Linked DNA regions of Homo sapiens: region 1 is linked to region 2. A link is an interaction called in ENCODE POLR2A ChIA-PET data of the cell type or tissue named here. Cell type or tissue: A673. All regions are shown on one strand. Each heading gives the region's core, and the rest is flanking DNA. Links, peaks and the distances in the headings are about the cores only.

The links. Peaks named below come from ENCODE experiments on the same cell type or tissue, not always from the same donor. Only the 100,000 strongest peaks of a DNase experiment are listed, where the experiment ranks them.
Region 1: POLR2A ChIA-PET joins it to region 2 with 5 read pairs; 2 of 35 experiments call an interaction of 5 or more read pairs at or near these places.

The regions. Positions count from the first base shown.
Region 1 is chr5:76,196,591-76,201,663 of GRCh38, forward strand. The region is part of intron 3 of SV2C (synaptic vesicle glycoprotein 2C); the gene reads left to right. Among named protein-coding and RNA genes, the nearest start is that of SV2C-AS2, 110 kb to the right of the region's middle. In A673, for the core only: no CTCF peak of the experiment used is centred there; a DNase peak (open chromatin) is centred at 2,921; H3K27ac peaks cover 952 bases.
Region 2 is chr5:75,950,444-75,955,516 of GRCh38, forward strand. It overlaps a transcript of SV2C not described here. Among named protein-coding and RNA genes, the nearest start is that of SV2C, 130 kb to the right of the region's middle. In A673, for the core only: no CTCF peak of the experiment used is centred there; DNase peaks (open chromatin) are centred at 968, 1,518, 2,038 and 2,738; H3K27ac peaks cover 3,249 bases.

The DNA.
Region 1 (5,073 bases), core at 422-4,421, 250 kb after region 2:
TTCTCAGTGAGTAGGTCCATAGGATAAGATATTCTTGCCACCAGGAAAGGCCAAGCTTCCTTCTCCCTTTTATTATCTATAATAAAACCACTAGCCTGTCAACAGAAGGCTAACAGCATAAGCGCTGAATTTTCCAGTCCTTTCAGTTTGCAATCTTTTTTGGGAAATTGAAGCAATATCCAAAGACCCAAAAGTACATGACTGTGGTCAAATTATTGTGGCAATTTTAATTGCCAATCTGGATTGAGACATGGTCGTCCCAACAGACTGTAGAGAAAAAGGTCCACTGTGGTGGCTGCAAAATATTCCAAACCAATGGCCTGTCCAGAAGCGAATTCAAGGGCAACATAAAAGCAGAGACAACTTAGATGTATTCTTGATATTATCCTCATTCCTACTGCAGACAAATCATTCTTCAGCCAACAGGTCAGGACTCCCGGGGGCTGGGAATCAAGAAATCCAGGTGTGCCCTACTCCTGCCCATTATCATGGAGTCTTAGGAAAGTCATGCAGGCTCTCCTGCCTGCTTTTTCTTTTGTAAAAGAAGACATTAGGACTTTGCATTGTTACCTTGGAGTGTGAAGATCAAATGAGATGATGTATTGAAAGTACAAGGTAGAGAAGATAATGTAGGATAATGTTTAGAAACACTCACTCATAGTTTGGCATTTCTTATCTCCTTTGTTCCTCCTCACATACATTTTGCTAAGCTGTTCTATGTTGATTGCCTTGGAGTGACAGCAGGGGAGGAGGCAGAAAGAGACTCCTTTCTGGCTTTTTAAATTTCAAGTCTGGCCCATGCAAGAAACAGAAAGGCCTAATCAGGGACAAAATATTTGGGAGAAAACATGGCAAGTAAAATCAAGCATAAATCAAGTTAATCTCTATAATAAATGGTGAGTACCTAGGCTGGGGACAGGGCTGAGGGGGGAGTCATGTGAGCTTAGTTACCTTAGTCCAGGTGGCAAAATCTCTGCAGAGTTTTGTGGGATCCAGCGGCTGACAGGACCTGAGAAATGAAGTTATTAAGGAAAATGAGGGAAGAAATCTATATTGGTCAGCATTCTCCAGAGAGAGAGAACCAATAGGAAAGAATGGATAGAATAGATAGACAGGCAGATAGATAGATAGATAGATAGATAGATATGAGACAGGACTAATTAAGGCAACGGCTCACACAATTATGGAGGCTGAGGAGTCCCATGGCAGGCCTTCTGCAAGCTGGAAATGCTGGGATGCCAGTAGCATGGCTCAGTATAAGTTTGAAGGCCTCAGAACCAGGGAAGCTGATAATATAACTCTCATTCCAAGGCTAAAGGCCTAATAACTCAGGGTGCTGCTAGTGCAAGTCCCAAAGTCCAAAGGCCAGAGAACCTGGGGATCTGTTGTCCAAGGACAGGAGAGGAAGGATGTCCCAGCTCCGAGAGACTGCAAATTAGAATTTCCTCTGCCTTTTTGTTCTCTCCAGGTTCACAACCGATTGGATGGTGCCCACCCACCCCTGAGGGCAGAACTTCTCCACTCAGTTTACCAATTTGCATGCCCATCTCCTCCAGAAACACCCTCACAGACGCACCCAGAAATAATGCTTTACTAGCTGCTATAGTTTGGATTTTTGACCTTTCCAAATCTTACGTTGAAATTTGATCCCCGGTGTTGGAGGTGGGGCCTGATGGGAGGTTTTTAGGTCTTGGAGGTGGATCTATCATGAATAGATTAATGTGAGTGAGTTATTGCTCTATTAGTTCTCATGAGAGCTGGTTGTTTAAAAATAGGCCTGGCACCCCCCAGCCCTCTCTTTTGCTTCCTCTCTCACTGTGTGTTCTCTGCACATGCCAGCTCCCCTTTGCCCTCTCTCCTGAGTGGAAGCATCCTGAGGCCATCACCAGATGCCCAGTCTTCCAGCCAACAGAACCATGGCCAAATAAACCCCTTTTCTTTATAAACTGCCCCACCTCAGGTATTCCTTTATAGCAACAAAAATGGACTAAGACACCAGCTGTCTAGGTATCCCTTAATCCAGTCAAGTTAACATGTAAAATTGACCATTGCAATATTTTTCTTCTTCACCAAAGTTTATGGGCTATTTTACTTTTGCTTGCTTTGTGAAATGCTACCTTCATGGCCCAGGGTTTTTCTCAACAGTCTAGAGTTTATCTGGGAACTCTGTTTCTGAATCTCTGAGGAGTCTCATCAAAGTCTCTTTTTCTCCAATTCCATTCCAATTCAACTCAAAAAACATTGTAACACCTACTCTACTCACTGGAACCATGCAAGGACTTTCATGGATATAGCTGAGCCCTCACCTCAAGTTGCTTACAGTCTGTACAGACAGGCAGCTCTTCCAGTTCCCACCTTCCAGGAATTAGAGCCTGAAAAGAGGGCACAAGGGGCTTGGGAATCTCAAAGAGGAGGGAGAAAACAATAATAACATTGGAATAAGAAAATTTCTATTTCAATGATCCTCTTGTTTTCAAAGGCATATCGTATTTAAACCCTTCATTCCTATTACTTATTAACTCAGTACAGAAGCAGCTGAAGTTTTATATATTCTTTTTTTTATTTAAACTTTCTTTATTAAAACTTAAGCCAGAGAATTAAGATTCTCATCCTAGAGACCTTAAATAAAAGACCATGTTTTATCTACTTAAACAACTCCCTCCAACCATATCTGGTCCAGTTTTTAAATTGAGAAAAACTACGTGAAATAACATTCCAAAATGTTGGGAATGTTTCTTTTGTGGGCCTCTGGTGCACATAGGCCCCCGCACTCCACGCATTTCCTAGGAGTACAGTACTTGCCATCCTTTCTGCTTTGAAGCTTCTTCTCCCAGGGCCCTCCCACTCACAGCTTCCCAGAGGCGTTTCCTGAGACCACACACCCAGTGGGTCTCAGAGAGTTTCCTGTTTTGTCTCCTTGGCAGCACTTACAACTGATGCCTGAAAATATTTACTTCTTATGTTCTTCTTTCTCTCCTCCACCAGCATGTAAATTCCAAAGGGCTGGGACTGTCGTCTTGTTCAACATTGCTTAATCGCCCATGGCAGAGTGGGCATGGGTATTGTAAAAGACAGTGGAGTTCAAGCAGCAACCAGCATAGTCTGACTTGCAGCCATCTGTGTCATTGGCTAGTTAATCATGAAGTGAAATAGATAGGAAGCCTACTCAATTCTTACTTGATCTGTATAAGTAGAAAACTTATATGACTAGTGAATGAAAATCTAACTTGAGTCATGTCCCCTCCATCATTCCCAGACTGGAGCTGCTTTACAGACCCAGAACCAACTGAATGAAGGGGAGGCTGGGCCTCCTTGAAGAAGGATCTTTGTACCCAGCTAAATATTTATACTGTTAGTCTTTCTCCCAGCTTCCCCAAAGGGACTGAAGGCCTTTTACCAGGATGAGTGTGCATGGGAGAAAGGAAATAATCAGTCTTCTCAGGGCTTGTGGACACTGGCTCTAAACTGACACTAATTCCAGGAGACACAAAATGTCACTGTGGTCAACCAGTCAGAGCAGGGGCTTATGGAAGGCAGGTAATCAATGGTGTTTTAGCTCAGGTCTGTTTCACAGTGGGCCCAGTGAGTCAGGCACTGAATCCATCCCGTGCCTGATTCCACAGTTCTGGACTGCATAATTGGAACAGACCTACTCAGCAGCTGGCAGAATTCCCACATTGGTACAGAATCCCCACATTTAATTGGTACAGGGCCTGTCCATCAGCTCCATTTACTAGGAATTTTAGAACAAAGAGAAGTTCTAGTTCAGAGAGTCCAAACTTTTCATTTTGCAGATTGAGGTGCAGTGGTGGAACCAGGAATAACTCAGCTAGGACTTAAATTGCAATTAAAGTCATTTTAAACTTGCAACTCTGTAAATAAGTAAAATGTACATTCTGAATCCAAGGTTTACCTGTCTGTGTGTTGATTTTATCAAAAATGCTACAGATTTCCAGTTGCTGTGTCTTATTTCATTGCTGAAGCATCATTAGCAGCACTGTCTCTGCAAATAAAGGGGACTGGAAGGAGTTCTTTTTTATTTTATTTTTTGTTTTATTTTGTTTTTTGAGATGGGATCTCACTCTGTCACCCAGGCTGGAATGCAGTGGTGCGATCATGGCTCACTGCAGCCTTGACCTCCTGGGCTCAAGTGATCCTCCTACCTCAGCATCCTGAGTAGCTGGGACCACAGATGCATGCCACCACACCCAGCTAACTTTTAAAAATGTTTTGTACAAACAAGGTCTCCCTATGTTGCCAAGGCTGGTTTCAAACTCCTGGATTCAAGTAATCCTCCTAGCCTTGGCTTTCCAAAGTGCTGGGATTGCAGGCATGAGCTGCTGCACCTGGCCAAGCTCTTGTTTTAAACTGAGATCTACTTGGGTTTATATTTTTATTGTCTCCAAATGTGCTTTCCTCTTAATTCATCAAACCAAGTCATGAGCATATCTTCTTAGAAACACAAATATGTCCAGCTGACATATTGTATATGACTTTAAATGTTTATTCGGTACAATGAATGATTTTCCTGCCTGGGGACAACAGCGTTGTGTGGGAAGGAGGACTAGGACATCACCAATTACTCATCTGTCTATCACTTTCCTAAACGAATCTCACACCAAGAAACAGACACTTTCCTCCCCTCTTTTGTTATAGAAAATTAGAAAGATGGGAAATGGAGTTGGCACCATTGATTCATTTTCATTTGACCCAGAATTAAATTATTTGTAGCCAGTCACTGTTAATTATGGGAATGATAGTACTTTGGATGCTAGGCAATATCAGAGTCGGGAGCTTCTCACTGAGGGCCTGGCACTGCTAAGCAGGAAGGTCAGGAGAAAAATATAATAGCAACAGAAATTAAAATGAAATTTCAACGTGTCTGTATATCGTAAATGAAAGAATAGTAATTTCTTCCTCTGTGAATAGAGCCTACCAAATGTGTACTTCATAGCTATTTGCAATATTCATTCATTAGCTGTATTGAGTTATAGTAAGAATACCTTGGCTTTGTAGAAATCATCACCATTAACTGGAATTATTCAGAATGCTTTATATGTAGCATCCCATTTA
Region 2 (5,073 bases), core at 346-4,345:
TAATATGACTAATTTTTAACAAACATATGAAAACTTCTATATCCAAAAGAGTACTGCCTTTTTGAAGTTTTTCCTTGAGATGGCTAAATACTTATTGTAATGATACTACAATTGGTCAAAATATGCTTGGAAATAATATCTGGACTACTTTTTATAGACATATTGCTTTGAGAATCCTTATATATGAAAAAATGTCCTTTTGGGTGGATTTTAGTTGCTAAAATTGCCAGAAGTCTTTCAGAGTCAAGCTAGATATAAGTGGATGAATAAATCGAGAAATATTTTACTGTTAAATGTGGCTTAAGTCTATGAAGACTGAGTTTCCTAGTGGCTTGAGAGTTATTCCAAAGAAGGATTTTTTAGAAAATGTTTAAACAATAGTAATATCCCTGGAACAATTATTTCTTCCATAGTGTCTACCTATATTTAGATACATAAGCTTTGCTGTTATCATCTCTTTACATTCTAGTCACATGATCAAAGTCAAATGAATGATTCCAATTATCTTTAAAATGAGGGAAATTAGTAAAGAGGTGAAACTAGATTCCGCTATGCTGACTCCTACCACCCATCCTTTCTCTCTTTATTCTATAAGTGGTCTATAGTTTTGAATACAAAAATGCCATAGAATATTAGAACTATCTTGATAATTATAAGCTGGGTTTGAGCTAGTTCTGTCCTGCTAATCTAGATATTAAGATGAAAGGGATAAAAATTTATGTGGTCTTACAGAGGGATGAGAGCAAAAAAAAGAATTTGCTTCTAAGATCTATTTTAGAGGAAGAAATTAATATACCAAATGGATCTGGCCTTATGCCTGATGTTTACTGTTTTCCAATTGAGTGCAAACATGTCTGCGAATTTTTGGTGGTGAGCCAGCTGCTCTGTATTCATTCTGGCTGATTAAAATGCTCTCAGTAGAGATGCTGTTCAGAATTGGTCATTCTGCTTTTGCCTGCTGGGAAACAGGAACTGCCAGGGCTTCTTAAGCTAAATGAAGAAATTATTTCACCTCAGTAAGGCTCTCTCAGATCCAAGGTTTCAAACTTTCTCAAGGTTGGAGAGCCTTTCTCCACTGTCTCCCATGCCAAGGAACTCCAATCCATGCTTCAAGGGGTTCTCTGGCCAAGCCAGAAGGTAATAAAAGAGATTCCAATTAAATGTAACTGTATCAATCTAGGGATTTACTTGAACATGTAGAGATGCCTCATGCAGAAGAAATTCGGGAAACAGAAAACCCTGTAAGTTCTGTCTTGCCTGTTCTTTCAATCGAAGTGTAACTGGTTATGTTGGATCATTTTCACCGAGGACTGTGCAGTGACTTTTTACTGAAATAGACACTCATTCTGGATATGGTTATGAATTTGCCTTTTCTGCTCACCACGCTTCTTCCAACAACACTATTTGTGGACTCAAAGAAAACCTTATTCAGCATTATGGTATCTCACATAACAGTTCTTTTCACTAAGAAACTTGTGATACAGCAAAGGGAGTAAGGATATATAAAGGACTGATTGTTGTCTCTTCTGTTCCCTTCTCAAGCAGGGAAATCTTTTCAAGTGATTGGCAAGTAGTAAAAATAAAGAATGATAAGCAGGTAGCCCAAAGAACTTATGAGTCTTTATTATAATCCAAGGAGTTCAGTTAAGTACAGCAGTAAAAATGAAATAAAGATTAATATTCTAACTTATTTTTAGTGAACTGAAACAGAAAAATGAAACAACCCTGATCAAAAAAATCATGACATTGCTGAATTGAAATAACTTAACTTATTCTGATTTCCAATGTATTCTTCTCCTGCATTTTCCTTCCTTCCTTCCTTCCTTCCTTCCTTCCTTCCTTCCTTTCTTCCTTCCTTCCTTCCAACTTCCTTTCTTCTAACTCCCTTCCTTTCACTGGCTTCTCTTTCATCTTCCTTTAAATAGAGACATTTCTCAACATTCCATCTTCTGCCATTCTGAATTGATTAATCCTTTTCATTATTGTGGTCGTGTGGTTTGGATCTGTGTCCCCTCCAAATCTCAGGTTGAAATGTAACCCCCAATGTTGGAGGTGGGGCCTGGTGGGAGGTATTGGATCATATGGGTCAGAGCCCTCATGAATGGCTTAGTGCCATCCCCTTGGTGATGAGTGGGTTCTCACTCAGTTAGTTCACACACAATCTGGTTGTTTAAGAGTCTGAGACCTCCTCCTTCTCTCTCTTCCTCCTCCTCTTGCCATGTGATATACTGGCTTCATCTTCCACCATGGGTAAATGCTCCTGAGGACTCACCAGAAGTCAAGCAGATGGCAGTGCCTTGTTTCCTGTACAGCCTGCAGAGCCGTGAGCCAATTAAATGTTTTCTTTATAATTACCCAGCCTCAGGTATTTCTTTATAGCAATGGAAAAACCGGCTAATACATGTGGTTTCAAGCATCTATTATTATAATGCCTCACAAATTTCCACATATCTCCAAAGCTTACTTCTCCCTCCTAAGATCCAAACACAAATACTCAAGTGCTTCTAGATGTATCCCCTTGTATATCACTATCTTAGACCATTTGTGTTGCTATAAAAGAATATCTGATGTGGGTAATTTATAAAGAAAAAAAGGTTTATTTGGCTCATGATTCTGCTGACTGGAAGACTTAGCATCTGGCGAGGGCCTCAGGCTGCTTCTACTCATGGCAGAAGGTGAAAAGGAGCTGGCATGTACAGACAGCATATGGTGAGAGAGAAAGCAAGAGTTGGGAGGGGCCAGGCTCTTTTTAACAATCAGCTCTTGTGGGAACTAATAGAATAATGACTAGCTCTTCTCCCTCCCAAGGAGAGGATTTATCTAGGCATGAGGCATCTGCTTCCATGACCAAATACCTCCCATTAAGCCCCTACCCAACACTGAGGGTCACATTTTGACATGAAGTTTGGGGGAATGAACATCCAAACTACAGGAATCCCAGAGGTACCTCAAACTTCATATATCAAAAATACCTATTTCATTTTTCATAAAACCTGTTTCTTTCATGGATTCATTTTCAGCCTCACCATACGTAGTAGATGTTTCAGGATCCCACAAATTTATAATAAAGTCCTTCAACTTTTTAACCTAATGTGCTTAAATCAACTTCAAACTTTGCAGTAGCTGTGCCTCCATACATGAGTACTTTATCCGGAAACCCAGAAGGCCTTTCCCATATATGCTACAGGCTAGAAGTGGCAGAGTGGACATCCAGAAGCAATGACTGATGACAAATGATATATGAGTGCCTCAGCTCCCTTGTTCCTTAAGTGGGATAAATCTGAGTTGCGTTTTATACCATTTCTCAGATTTCTCTGCCCCTTTTCCTCTCCTCTTTTTCATGAAATTAAGCTTCAATTTTCCATGATGGAAGTTGTCTACAAAATGTACCTTTTCTTGGCTGCTTTCTCTTTTTTGTATCACTTCCTACTCCCCACTCCTATACCAGTGTTTCCTGCACCTCCAAATGAACTGTTTGCTTTTGAATCTTTATTCTGGAGTGTGCTTCTGGGGACATTCAAACCAAGACAGTTGATGCCAAAGTAATTCAAAGGAGTAGATTCTCAGGATAGGATTCTGTAATTGCATTACTTAGTGACAATAAGGAGCCTACTGCCAGGTGTAATTGAGATGGTGATTTGTCCTGGCACACTGGAACATAATAATAACTAAGATTCTCATTGATGGTGGGTTAGGATGGGATACAGTCAAAGGGGACGCACTGCCTTATGCATTCTCTCTAGAATTTGAGAGATACCTGTATGTGGCAATGTTAATTAAAAGGACTATGGAGTTGCACTCTTATTTCTTAAGTACTTTAATGTGTTGAAGGAAGAAAATGGCAGGCTAAGTTGTTTCAGGGAAAGGTATGAAAGCTGAAAGAACTTCAAGGCAGGATTTAAAGAGCCTATCATCTCTTGTCATAGATAGTTCTTATTATTTTGAAATACGTCCCATCAATACCTAATTTATTGAGAGTTTTTAGCCAATACCACACTGAATGGGCAAAAACTGGAAGCATTCCCTTTGAAAACTGGCACAAGACAGGGATGCCCTCTCTCACCACTCCTATTCAACATAGTGATGGAAGTTCTGGCCAGGACGATCAGGCAGGAGAAGGAAATAAAGGGTATTCAATTAGGAAAAGAGGAAGTCAAATTGTCCCTGTTTGCAGATGACATGATTGTATATCTAGAAAACCCCATTGTCTCAGCCCAAAATCTCCTTAAGCTGATAAGCAACTTCAGCAAAGTCTCAGGATATAAAATCAATGTACAAAAATCACAAGCATTCTTATACACAAATAACCGACAAACAGAGAGCCAAATCATGAGTGAACTCCCATTCACAATTGCTTCAAAGAGAATAAAATACCTAGGAATCCAACTTACAAGGGATGTGAAGGACCTCTTCAAGGAGAACTACAAACCACTGCTCAAGGAAATAAAAGAGGATACAAACAAATGGAAGAACATTCCATGCTCATGGGTAGGAAGAATCAATATCGTGAAAATGGCCATATTGCCCAAGGTAATTTACAGATTCAATGCCATCCCCATCAAGCTACCAATGACTTTCTTCACAGAATTGGAAAAAACTACTTTAAAGTTCATATGGAACCAAAAAAGAGCCCACATCGCCAAGTCAATCCTAAGCCAAAAGAACAAAGCTGGAGGCATCACACTACCTGACTTCAAACTATACTACAAGGCTACAGTAACCAAAACAACATGGTACTGGTGCCAATACAGAGATATAGATCAATGGAACAGAACAGAGCCCTCAGAAATAACACCGCATATCTACAACTATCTGATCTTTGACAAACCTGAGAAAAACAAGCAATGGGGAAAGGATTTCCTATTTAATAAATGGTGCTGGGAAAACTGGCTAGCCATATGTAGAAAGCTGAAACTGGATCCCTTCCTTACACCTTACACAAAAATCAATTCAAGATGGATTAAAGACTTAAACGTTAGACCTAAAGCCATAAAAACCCTAGAAGAAAACTTAGGCATTACCATTCAGGACATAGGCATGGGCAAGGACTTCATGTCTAAAACACCAAAAGCA